Linked DNA regions of Homo sapiens: region 2 is linked to region 1. A link is an interaction called in ENCODE POLR2A ChIA-PET data of the cell type or tissue named here. Cell type or tissue: Panc1. All regions are shown on one strand. Links, peaks and the distances in the headings refer to the core of each region. The heading gives the core; the rest is flanking DNA.

The links. ChIA-PET counts read pairs that join two places held together with the same protein. Peaks named below come from ENCODE experiments on the same cell type or tissue, not always from the same donor. Only the 100,000 strongest peaks of a DNase experiment are listed, where the experiment ranks them.
Region 2: POLR2A ChIA-PET joins it to region 1 with 7 read pairs; 7 of 35 experiments call an interaction of 5 or more read pairs at or near these places.

Annotation. Positions count from the first base shown.
Region 1 is chr17:50,850,590-50,861,549 of GRCh38, forward strand. No RefSeq gene overlaps it. Among named protein-coding and RNA genes, the nearest start is that of TOB1, 10 kb to the right of the region's middle. In Panc1, for the core only: no CTCF peak of the experiment used is centred there; no DNase peak of the experiment used is centred there.
Region 2 is chr17:50,680,103-50,682,602 of GRCh38, forward strand. The region is part of intron 26 of ABCC3 (ATP binding cassette subfamily C member 3); the gene reads left to right. Among named protein-coding and RNA genes, the nearest start is that of ANKRD40, 27 kb to the right of the region's middle. In Panc1, for the core only: no CTCF peak of the experiment used is centred there; a DNase peak (open chromatin) is centred at 1,376; H3K27ac peaks cover 1,614 bases.

The sequences.
Region 1 (10,960 bases), core at 5,442-7,941:
TTCCATTACTAATAGCTTACAGCACTTAATATGTGTTCAACATGCATTATCTCATTAAATATTTACAACCCTGTGATGTGTATATTTTTCACCTCCATTTAATAACCTGTCCATTTCAGAGATAATGAAACTGAGGCTCAGGGAGATTGAATAATTTTCCCAAAGTCCCTGGCCAAGCAGGGAACCAAACCTAGGCGTGTCTATATGACTCCAAAGGCCACGTACTTAACCGCATGTGTGATATTTTCCACCACAGATTCAAGAACAGTCAAGTCTGGTTTCGTCTCATTTTTGTGTCCTCCCTTCTCCCTGCTAATATACCAGGAAGTTTTACTTCCTAGGATTCTCATGAAAAGGCACGTTTATAGCCAGCTGACCTCCCCTAAATAGGCTGAGCACATGCCCTTGAGGCTAAGCCGTGCGGGGAGAGGTGGAGGATTTGAGCCCTCTCTCACCACAGAGTAAAGAGAGTGCAGGTTATTCTATGTAGGGAAGAGGATTATGCTGAATGCTTTATTTATCTTACATGCTCATCACACCAACCCTAACAAGTAGAATTTGGAACCCTTTTACAGTTAGGAAATCTGAGGTGGAATCGTTTTAACAGTGCACTGCTATTTAAGGTTGAGTTTGAGATTTGATTCAAAGTCTGACCCCAGGCCAGGCGTGGTGGCTCACACCTGTAATCCCAGCATTTTGGGAGGCCGAGGCAGCGGATCACCTGAGGTCTGAAGTTTGAGACCAGCCTGGCCAATATGGTGAAACCCCGTCTCTACTAAAAATACAAAAAAATTAGCCGGGCTTGGGGCTGGGCACCTGTAATCCCAGCTACTCAGGAGGCTGAGGTAGGAGAATCCCTTCAACTCAGGAAGCAGAGGTTGCAGTGAGCCGATATTGCGCCACTGCACTCCGGCCTGGGTGATAGAGCAAGACTCTGTCTCAGAAAAAAAAAAAAAAGGAAAAAAAAAAGTCTGACCCCAAAGCCCACGTTCTTTCTCATAGAGGATCACGAGGAGTAATGTTATTTGGAGGCTGAATGAAGCCCCCTACACCACTCTAGAGCATTCTTACATCTGCAGGGGAAATTGTGGGGCCTAAACATGTGTCCCCGCTGGTCAAGTGAGTGTGAGACAAGGATCAGACGCTGGTGTCTTCTGTGCCAAAGCAGGATCCACACTCTGTACAGAATAGTGATGCTCTCTGAACAGTCCCAGGTCACATGAAGGAGTTTGGCCAGCTTGTGGTGGTATTTTCAGTGGATGACAGAGTGCTCAGCCACCAAGAGAACTTAGGGAAGCCTGGGGAAGGGCATTGCCCGGGGAAGTGACCCAGGCGAAAAGTTATTTGGGAATGTTAATTTCTGGCTGAAATTTATACAAAGCTTTCCCTTCAAAGCCTCATTCTTTGATTTATGTTCAAACCGGAAGATATTACAAGCACCCAAAAAGCCAAACTGGAAAAGGAAACTGCAGAGCTCCACAGACTTGTTGCCTTGGCCAGGGGTAGGGTGTGGCGATGGGAGTGGCAACTGGGAGTGACCTGGGGGTGTCTGAGTTTGTGCAATGAACACGCACTTTCCACCAACACCAACTTCTGGAGGGGTAGTACCTGCTGTGAGCCCTGACATCACAAAACCAAAAGAGGCTTTGTCACTAAAGGTAGGAAAACAAATGAGATGACCCCTAGAGGGAGCTTCTAGCCTGAGGAAGTTTCTAGATTAAGCATGAAACTGAAACTGTCTTAAAAGGAAGGAATTCGACATCCCTCTGACACAGCCTGACGCCCCTCTCAGTCCCACCTTTTCTTTCCTTGGACTTCTTACTGGTCCTCCCCATCTCACTCCTGGGTTTGATGAATAAAGAAGTTTTAAACTATTTCTCTTTCATAATGTTTCTGTACAAAGCTTGAAACAGTGAAAAAATAAGTTAAAATGTTCAAATTCAAAGGCAGGTTCTCCCAGGAGAGATGGGCTGGCAGCAGAGCTTCTATTTCTGATTTCCTCTGCCTTTTTCCCCAAGGGTTAGCAGCACACATTCTTCCTACTGTGGCTACATCTGATGAAGAACACACACACACACACACACACACACACACACACACACACACCAGGACCAAGGTTTTCCTCTCAACTGCCTGTTCCTCCACTGGAGCTGGGAATTTGAGGGAGCCCAGGCTTCCCCGGGTGCTTCCAGTGGACATTGTACCCATTCTTCATAGCTGGATATCTCCCCCCAGATCTAGCATCCCTAAGATAGGCACAGTCTCACCCTTTTTTGTTCATACCCCTACATTTTCCTGTGTATTATGATTATTTGGGCGTGTGTGTTATCGTTTGCTAGAATGTAAGCTCCTTTAGAGGTTCCGAAGGATTGTATATATCACTGCCAGTTCCTAACGCAGGAGATGCTTAATAAATGTGTTGAGTGGATGAATACAGGAGCTGTTTTTAATCATATCTCACCTTGTTTGAGAAAGAATTTAGGGACAAGAATGGAATCTGAGCCCAGGGCAGCCACTTGAGTCAACATCACCCTTTTGCTATCACAAGTACTAGTAAAGCTCAGGACCCAAGACTTCAGTATGTGAAGTGCCTATAGTTGCTTCTCAACAAATCTAATCATCCAGAGAGCAGTCGCAATGTAAGTAAGTAAAGCTAGCACGTAGCCCTCAAACTCATATCTTACTCCATTGTGTTTTTGCAACCGATTTCCCTTTCCTAATTGTGCCTGGCAAAGGCTGATAGCAAAATAAGTTTGGGATTGCTGAGCAAACAATCACAAGTGAGGTTTGCAGGAGAGGGGGACTGGGCACAAAGTGCAGCTTAGATGACTTCTAAATAATCAGGTGGGGCTCTTTTTATAAAATCGACCGGTTGAGGTCAACCAAGGGAGCAGGATAGTGTAATGGTTAAGGATCATGGACTTTGGAAACAGAATCCCACAGTTCAAATCCTAGCTCCGCTGGCTGTGACTGTTGCAAGCTCTCTGCCTCCACTTATATATCTGTAAATGGGAGAAACAGTACAACCTTCAGAGGGTTGTTATGAAGTTGAACTGAATTTAAATGGGGCAGTATCTAGCACATAGTAAATTCATATAAGGGTTGCCATTATTACTACTGAGCTTTTGGGGTTGGTCATTCCCTCTGGATTCCATAAGACTTTGTGATAGTATAAAAATCATCCTTCAAATAGGCAGTGCTTTACGTAGGAGCAGTTCCCCATCCTCCTTGAAAATCTGGGAAAAAAACACGCGCACAATCTTTGGGAAATGGCGGTGTCAGAACTTCTGCAAAGCCTCCTTCCGAGGAAACTGATCTCCAGGGCAAGTTGTCAGGCAGTGTATGCATAAGCTCTCTCCTTTACTGTCCTTTCCACCTTTCCCAGGCCCTGGAAGCAAAGGCAGATAGAAGACATAACACCCTGGTCCCTTGCCGGCTGCCAGACCCTTCTCCTTTGGCAGATGCTCCTGGGGAGATAAGCTCTCACCTCCATCTCTCTATTCCTTTTACACAGAACCCAAAAAGTTCTTTGAACTTTAGTGGTTCAGAAAATAAACAAGAATCTTCTTTCTAAGTTACCAAAAAAAAGTTTCCTTCCTTTCTTCCAGCCTTTTTCAAGATTCACAAAGAAGAATTTCCCCAGGTAAAAATCTTTTATAGCTGTGTGAAAACTGTTTGTTCTCAAAGTCTTTAGTTAAAGAGCCTCTGGTGACACCTTAGTTTCTAGAAAGGTTGACTGCAAAGATTGCAGCTATCTTAAACCTTGTATTAAAATGGTTTAAGAGATTCCTATCATGTTTTCTGGAAATAAAAAGAAATTAGAATAAAGTAAGTCACCAGGGCTCCACAAAACTTTAGAATGGCAGGTAGTTTGCAAAACTAGGAGAGTTCTTTTTGGGAAAAGAGATTTGAGGGCAGTAGGCAGATCTGGATAATCAGAGTGAAGAAAGAATAGGCATTGTCATTACAAAACAAAACAAAATTCAACCTTCATCCTTACTAAAAATGCATCGATGGGGCCGAGCGCAGTGGCTCACGCCTGTAATCCCAGCATTTTGGGAGGCCAAGGCGGGCAGATCACGAGGTCAGGAGTTCGAGACCAGCTTAACCAATATGGTGAAACCCCGTCTCTACTAAAAATACAAAAATTAGCAGGGCGTGGTGGCACGTGCCTGTAATCTCAGCTACTCAGGAGTATGAGGCAGGAGAATTGCTGGAACCCGGGAGGCGGAAGTTGCAGTGAACCGAGATTGCGCCACTGCACTCCAGCCTGGGTGACAGAGTGAGACTCCGTTCCCCCTCCAAAAAAAAAAAAAAAGGAAAAAGAAATGCATTGATGGCTAGTGGAGGGGTGGCAAGGGAAAGCCATCTGAAAGGAATACCTGCATTTAGTGCAAAACAGAAAAAGATGTTCCTATGCCTGGAAACTACTGAACCTGTGTCACAAGGTGTCTGGATACTGTACTAAAGTGTACAATATTTGCAGGGTAGGATGATTCCATTTCTTTCTTTTTCTTTTTTTTTTTTTGAGATGGAGTCTTCCTCTGTCGCTCAGGCTGGAGTGCAGTGGTGCGATCTCGGCTCACTGCGACCCGCCTCCTGGATTCCAGTGATTCTCCTGCCTCATCCTCCCCAGTACCTGAGATTACAGGCACGTGCTGCCATGCCCTGCTAATTTTTGTATTTTCAGTAGAGACGGGGTTTCACCTATTGGTCAGGCTGGTCTCAAACTCCTGACTTCATGATCCGCCTGCCTCAGCCTCCCAAAGTGCTGGGATTACAGGCATGAGCCACCACACCCGGCCAGTAATTCCATTTCTTAAATCATACTGATATGATACTGATAGCATTCCTTTCTATCAATATACAGAAGTCATTTACTTATACTCACCATTTGCTAGAAAACAAGCTAGACTGATGCCACGTCCATTCTTGACACTCTTTCTTTCTGGCCTAAAGGAAGCACAAAATCGTTTTAAGTCAGTCTTCACACTCCAAAAGAGTGTGCAACATAATTTTCCAGCTTTCTCACTAGCACTAAGAAAGAGGAAAAAAAGACCTCAAAAGCTATAGAAGGGCATGTGGAGAATCAGAGTTTAAAAATAGCTGCAACCTGATGGCCAGGAAGGAAGTTTATGTTTAACATTCAGTGCAAAAAACAAAACAAAACAAAACAAAACAAACCCCACATGAAATCAATGTCTAGCTCATTTTGTCAATGTGGTTTTTCCACAATTATTTTTGAAACACTTGAAAAGTGTATAGGCAGAAGGGATGCGACCTACGGTATATGCCAAAGTTTGTCTAAAAATATTTTACACCTGTTCTCTGTACTGCACACTGGTCATATTTTATCAGTGAAGTAAGTACTCATAATGCCAGACGGAATGTGTTTTTCCTTCCAAGTCCTCTATGTTTTTCCCTTTGGTAAAGCGAACCTCCTCTTCTTTTCTACCTGCACTAAAATAAAGCTAGCACCATTATCCATGTGACGTATCCACCACCAAGCTACATTTTAACTACTATTCCTCAGGCAATATTGTTTAAATAAGAACAACTATGTCAATATTTTTCACAACAGCAAGGACATTTTAACTTAGCAAACACTTATGGCTGCTCCCAAAAGGAAATGTCAACTAGTATACTGAGTTTTAATCAACTTGCCAACTGTATGAAAAAGAATGCACTAGTTGCCTTCAGTGCTTCAAAACTAGAAATACAAACTCCGTGATACTTATTCTTATGAAAATAATTATACTTATTTTATGAAACATGAGCTTTTAGAATATTACTGTAGAATTTCAATTTTCTGTTGACGCAAATAACTGACAGCAACATGTTCACATAAGGCAGTTATAATCTTCATTTACTTTCCTCATTTTAAAGGGCAGCGAACATGGCTAGAATTCTGGACTTTATGGCTTCTAAATACTGTGAGCCCCTATGGACACATGTTCTATTAGTTGACTGACAACTCTTAATAGCAAATGATTAGTTCTCATAGCTCCTCAGGGAAGCATATTGGTATCACTGTACTCATTTTGCAGATGAATAAACTGAGCCATCTGAATCAAATGACTTCATACAATTCAGCAAGGAATTTAGACCTGTAGTTTCAGTTAGCCACTAGACAACTAGACAGGGACTGCCTGTTGATTAAATGTTTTCGTCTAAGGTTTGCCTAATTGTGAGATGATCTCAAAGTTCTCACTAACAGACTATATATACAAACCAAGTCCTCTAAGACATAAAATCTTAAAACTTCAAATACTGAGAAATGGTTAATGTAGGTTTTACTATTAATACTTACGAGTCAAATTCCATTAATAAGACTTTCAGCCCAATCTAAACCACCTAAAGCTCAACTAAGGGGTCAGCAATATTTGCTTCAATCAAATGCCAACTAACCCAACAATGTAAACAGTATTTAGTATAACAGGATTTAATCCACATAGAAACTACAGAAATTCTCCTGAGCCTTTTTTTTTTTTTTTTTTGAGATGGAGTCTTGCTCTGTCGCCCAGGCTAGAGTGCAGTGCCTGGTTCACACCATTCTCCTGCCTCAGCCTCCCGAGTAGCTGGGACTACAGGCGCCCGCCACCACACCCGGCTAATTTTTTGTATTTTTAGTAGAGACGGGGTTTCACTGTATTAGCCAGGATGGTCTCGATCTCCTGACCTCGTGATCCGCCCACCTCGGCCTCCCAAAGTGCTGGGATTACAGGCGTGAGCCACCGCGCCCGGCCTTGGCCTTTCTTTAGAGTGTTTATCAATAAGCACAGACAAGGAATGGTTGTGAAAATAGCAACAGGAGGTTAACGGTTACAACTTTACTTGTAACCGACCACTAAATGTAGTCAGGGAATCATCCAGTAGTTCTGAAAAGAGATGTAATTTATATGACTGAATTATGAAAACCAAAAAAACTAGAGCATTGCTAGGTGTGGTGGCTCACGCCTGTAATCCCAGTACTTTGGGAGGCCGAGGTGGGCAGATGACCTGAGGTCAGGAGTTCGAGACCAGCCTGGCCAATATAGTGAAACCCTGTCTCTACTAAAAATACAAAAATTAGCTGGGTGTGGTGGTGTGCACCTGTAATCCCAGCTACTCAGGAGGCTGAGACAGGAGAATCGCTTGAACCTGGGAGATGGAGGTTGCATGGGAGGTAGAGGTTGCAGTAAGCCAAGATTGTGCAACTGCACTCCAGCCTGGGCAACAGAGCAAGACTCCATCTCAAAAAAAAAAAAAAAAAAAAAAAAAAAAAAAAAACAAAAAACTAGAGCAATGATATAACAATGATTTCTAAAAACATTTCCTTATTGCCTATGAGTTCAGTTTATGACCAATAGAAATATAAAGTCTCACTCAAAATATCATCATGGCATATTCTGAGCATGGTTAATAGCCTTCCACTAGACCCCTCTCATTAACACTTTTGTAAAGATTCTGCAAATTACGTAGCTAATACATCGAAAATGGTGTTATTACCCTGACTTCAAATCAGAATAGCAACTAATCTGAGGGAGCAAAGCATAGTGCTTAAGAGCGTGAACTCTGGAACCACTACCTGCATTTGAATCGCTAGTCTGCCATGTATTGGCCATGCAATCTTGGGTCAGTGAAGCTTTCTGTGCCTCAGTCCCATCCCCCTCCCCCTGACCCAGTCTATAAACTGGGTTAGAACTACACTTGACACATAGTAAGTGCTATATGTTTATTTCCTGATTTAAAAGATTTTTAAAAATGGCTCCAACTACATGTTTACATAAGCCACTCAAAAATGGTTTCAAACTGGGCATGCAATTGGAAAATGTGCTAATTTTCCAATTGTATGCCCACAGATAATTGATCCTAAATCATTTAAACTACAAGATATAATCTTCCTAATATACCACAAAAACTAAAGCACTCTGATCTCAAATGACCTCCTGGGCCAAACTGATTAAGCGTCAATTGATTGGTATACTAAACAATGCAATGGGTTTTATTCAGCAGTGACCATTTTACATACTTGTCTTCTGTTTTTCTTGTATCTGTTTTTGCACTAGAGTTGTCACCCAGCATCTGACAAAAGCATGCATTTCCAGTCAAGCAAGGGTACGTATCTGATGTAGCATGCCTATGCCATTTTCTGTTTGTGTACCGAAAGGATATAAAGGAAGGTCTACCAACCGGCATTTTACTTCATTAGCTTAAGTATGTCCAATGAGACATACTTTGTTTCTTTCTGTGTCACAGTGACTTATTTTAAAATAATCGAAGTCCTGAAGATTTATTAAGTCTCTCAATTAAAATGCCAGACATGTATATGGGAACGAAATTTACACCCGATTGGAAAAACATTATTTTATTTTATTTTTTTGAGACTGAGTTTCGCTCTTCTCACCCAGGTTGGAAGGCAGTGGCACAATCTTGGCTCACTGCAACCTCCGCCTCCGGGTTCATGTGATTCTCCTGCCTCACCCTCCCAGCCTGTAGCTGGGACTACAGGTGCATGCCATCACACCTGGCTAATTTTGTGTTTTTAGTAGAGATGGGTTTCGCCATGTTGGCCAGGCTGGTCTCAAACTCCTGACCTCAAGTGATCCACCTGTCTCGGCCTCCCAAAGTGCTGGGATTACAGGTATGAGCCACAGCACCTGCCCTGGAAAAATATTTTAAACTCAGAGTACCTTTAGTTTCACCTTCAAAAGCTAAGTTAACTAATCACAGCATATATTGTTATCTTTAAGGAGGCATTTTGAAGAAGGCCTATATTTACATTTGCCATCTATTATAGGCGAAAAGGACATTTCACAATGTACCTGATTTCAGAAACGACAAGGCAGGGCAGAAAACGAATATACTAAACTTAGAAAGCCATTTTTTGGTATAATATTCCTTACTCATCCATGAGCTATGAAATCTGTAAGGCAACATTTTGGACACTCAGGGTATTCAGAGGCTGCTACAGTATCTGTAGTTATAGGAGTCAAAAAGATGGGAAAGGCCTGTGAAAATAACGAATTCATCAAATTGTCAACCGAAATGGTCTCCCCACAGAGAGTCAAAAGTGTGATGGCACCTTGGGGAGAAAATGACTTGGAACTAAGATGTAACCTTTTCTCAGATGTGCTAGGCAAAAGCACCTTTTAAAAAATTCCCATTCCTAATGAACAAAAAGGGCATGTAAACAGGGCCTTTGTTCATTTTTTAAAAAATTATGAAGTCCTCGCTGGATGCGTTGGCTCGCACCTGTAATCCCAGCATTTTGGGAGGCCAAAGCGGGAGGATCATGAGATCAGGCGATCGAGACCATTCTGGCCAACCCCGTCTCGTCTCTACTAAAACTATAAAAATTAGCTGGGCGTGGTGGCGCGCGTCTGTAGTCCCAGCTACTTGGGAGGTTGAGGCAGGAGAATCACTTGAACCCGACAGGCGGAGGTTGCAGGGAGCCAAGATTTCACCACTGCACTCCAGCCTGGCAACAGAGCGAGACTCTGTCTAAAAAAAAAAAAAGATGAAGTTCTCAAGGACACCAAGCTCAAGTTTTAATAAAACCAATCAAGATCACATTTTGAGTTAGTCATTCTCCGATGTCAAACATATGTACCAAGATGAAATTTCCCTAAGATTTTTGTCGATACATATATCCTTAAGATCTGAAACAGATATTCAGGCTTATGTTAACCTCAGTATTTAAAATCTGAATATATTAGTGCTTGGCTGGGTGTGGTGGCTCACGCCTGTAATCTCAGCATTTTGGGAGGCCAATGCGGGCGGATCACCTTAGTTCAGGAGTTTGAGACCAGCCCAGGCAACGTGGCGAAACCCTGCCTCTACAAAAAATACAAAAATTAGCAGGGAACGGTGGCACGCAGCTATAATCCCAGCTATTCAGGAGAGTGAGACAGGAGAATCGCTTTAGTGGAGGTTGCAGTAAGCCAAGATGGCCCCTTTGCACTCCAGCCTGGGTGACAGAGTGAGACCTTGTCTCAAAATAAAATGAATATATTAGTGCTCCAGACAGTTTCAAATTCTATTGTTGACCAGGCGCAATGGCTCATGCCTGTAATCAGAGCACTTTGGGAAGCCAAGGCAGGCAGCTCATTTGAGGCCAGGAGTTCGAGACCAGCCTGGTCAACATGGTGAAACCCCGTCTCTACTAAAAATACAAAAATTAGCCAACATGGTGGCGGGCGCCTGTAGTCTCAGCTACTCGGGAAGTTGAGGCAGGAGAATCACTTGAACCTGGGAGGTGGAAGGTTGCAGTGAGCCGAGATGGTGCCACTGCACTCCAGCCTGGGTGACAGAGCAAGAGACTCCGTCTCAAAAAAAAAAAAAATTCTATTATGTTCCGTCCAGCTGCCTTATGATTTTCAGAAAAAGCACATTACACTTGAGCCTTCATTTATAAGTAGAGTTTTCTCCCAAATGTAACTTTATCAGTCTGTAGCAGAAACTAGTGCTTAAAGCCATTATCCTGATGGTTCTTACAGCTATTCAAACTTCGTGATCACAAAAGCATGTAAGTGGTAAGTGTTGGCAGACCAGATCTCTGCTGCTTGCACCCATTATTCCAATACTTCTTCATAGCCTCGTTCTGTTCCCTAAAGAACAAAAGCCTCACCATGGAGCTGACAAACAGCTTAGCTCTGTTATTTCCAGTGCTTGTTTCCTTAAAACTTTGTATTGCTCTACACTGCATGGGTAAATGACAAAAGGCTTTTGTAGACTGGTGTCCAAAAAGCTCATGAGACCAAATTTATTTCACTGGTAACCCAGGCAGTGCTGGTTTCTTACTATAAAAGTACATATAAAGTTTTTTAAGACAGCTTTCTCACCAATACTATGTCAACACTGTATCAAATGGACGTTAACTTTCTCACCAATACTATGTCAATACTGTATCAATTGACATTTAGTGAAATGACTCATTTAGTGTTCTTCTCCCCAACTCTTCAGTTTTAAAAAACTCCAT
Region 2 (2,500 bases), core at 1-2,500, 180 kb before region 1:
TTAGGTGATTCTGATTTGGTGGGAGGGGTAAGACCTATTGCAGGGCTTTGCAGTGGATGACCAGATCTCTGGCGTGGTGCACCTGGAGAGGGCAGATGAGGGAGATCCTTCAGCTGGGGTGACCAGGGGAGACGAGCTTAGATGAGAAGGATGGACAGGCTTTGATAGACTAAGTAAGATGGTGGGGTGGGCAGTGGGAAGGTGAGCATTCCAGCCAAAGAGACCAGCCTGGGCAAAGGAGTGGAGGTGGGGCAGCATGCCCTTTGTTGGGGAAAAGGAGTTGTTCCCTACTGGGGGTTCCAGACTTTTCTCCACCGCCCCCTCTCATGGTCACACCTTAGCCCTCTTCATGCCCAGAAGCTGCAGCATCAGTGTCAAGCATCCCATCTTTGGCCCACGCTCCTATCCTGCTCGCTCTCATGCTCCAAGTCCCCCACTGTCACAGCAGTCTGCCTTCACTGGGACTCCCAATCCCATGACCCCCCTTTGTGTCTCTGTCCATCAGCTTCTCTGCCTTCACCTCCCTCCCCGGCCAGCCTAGAGTCTATGCTCCACCAACACAAACGCTCTCACCTGCCTTGCCCTTCTCTTTCTTCTCTCTCAGTTGTACTCACCTCCAAAACCCACCCCAGCTGAGCCCACCAATCTGCCTTCTTCATGCCTGCACTGAGCACTTAAAACCTTGCAGGAGGCGGGGCACAGTGACTCATGCCTGTAATCCCAGCACTTTGGGAGGCCAAGGTGGGTGGATCTCTTGAGGTCGGGAGTTCAAAACCAGCCTGGCCAACATGGTGAAACCCCATCTCTACTAAAAATACAAAAAAATAGCTGGGCGTGGTGGTGCACACCTGTATTCCCAGCTACTTGGGAGTCCAAGGCAGGAGAATCGCTTGAACCCAGGCGGTGGAGGTTGCAGTGAGCCGAGATTGCGCCACTGCACCCCAGCCTGGATAACAGAGTGAGACTCTGTCTAAAAAAAAAAAAAGCTTGCAGGAGAAAAATCACTGAGTTGACAAGTTTATAACCACACACCACGGCTGCATGTTCCTGCTTTGCTTCCCCAAGAAGCCCATGTTCTCACGTTCAGAAAGAATTCTGTTGAATAATCTCTGTCCTCAAACCCCACATCTCCCTCCTGCTCAGCCATCGACCTTGCCTGACACCTCCATAAAAAGTAGGTTCTAAGACGTGAACTCCCTCAACCTTCCTGCCTCTCAGTCTTTAAACCCGCCTGTGTCTCCTTCACCGTTGTCTCCTTTTCACTTTTAGCAGGAATCATCCCTTTCTGTTTCAAAGCCCAGCCCCTCCATTTCTTCTCATGGCCGCTTGAGGACCTGGCTTCCTCAGTCCCGCCCTCCATCTCCTGTCATTCTTGCTCCCTCTGTTGGACGCTTCCCATCCACATGCAAAAATATTCCATCACATCTTCCATTCCAGACACACACGCAAACCCTCCCCCCTGCACTCCACTGCCCCATTTCTCTGCTCTCCTCTGTCATGAAGCATGGTTTAAAGTATGGTCTCTACAAGCTGCATCCGCTTCCTCATCAGCCTTGATGTCATCTGCCTCCTGCAGTCCTCTTTCTGGCCCTCGCTCCACGGAGACAGCTCACCAGTGACCTTCCTGGTTCCAAATCCAGGGGACGCTTTTCTGTTCTCGTCTAATTCAACCTCTTAGCAACGTCCCAATAAAATGACCTCTCCCTTCTTCTTGGAGTCCTCGTGGATTCCGTGGCCTGCATTGCACCCGCCAGTCCACCTGCCTGACCCCAGCCTGGCTTCCCCAGGCATCACCCTCTGGCCCCTCACCCCTCACTGTCTGGGAGCTTCCAGTTCCCCTGCTTCATGTCTAGCAGCCCAGTTCCTGCATGGATACCCATGCTCCTGTCTCTGTATCCTATAAATGTCTGCCCTCAACCCCACGGCCCGTTCTCTGACGCCTCCTTGAGAGACCAATCTGTGCCTGCTGCTCTGCTTTTTCACCTCTGGCCGCGTGGTTTCTCCTGCCTCGAAGCAGGGCTGGCTCCACAGGAATAGTCACAGCGTCCCCACTCCCGGAAGAACTGCGCGTTTAGAGTAATGCTCTGCCGTCAGTGCCTTGACATTCTCCATCATTCTTCAACAAGAAGCCTCAGGTTTTCATTTTGCACTGGGCCTCCCAAATTATGTAGCCAATCCTATCTCAAAGCCACCATCATCTTATGCCCTGCCAGTCTATTCTGCTTGTAGCTGCCAAGAGATTTAAAAAAAAAAAAAAAAAAAATCAAATCACGTCATTCCTCTGTGTACAGCCCTCTAATGGCTTTGCATCTTAATCAGAGTTAAAAAAAAAAAAAGTCCTTAAAATGGCCTGCAAGGCCCTACATGATGGAGCCACCATTACCTCAGCCTCTTACCTCTTGCCTTTGCCAGTGTGCTCCAGAACACACCTAGAGCCATTTATGCCTGCTGTTCCCTCTGCCTGGCATGCCCTCCCTCCAGATATCCACTTGGCTTGTTC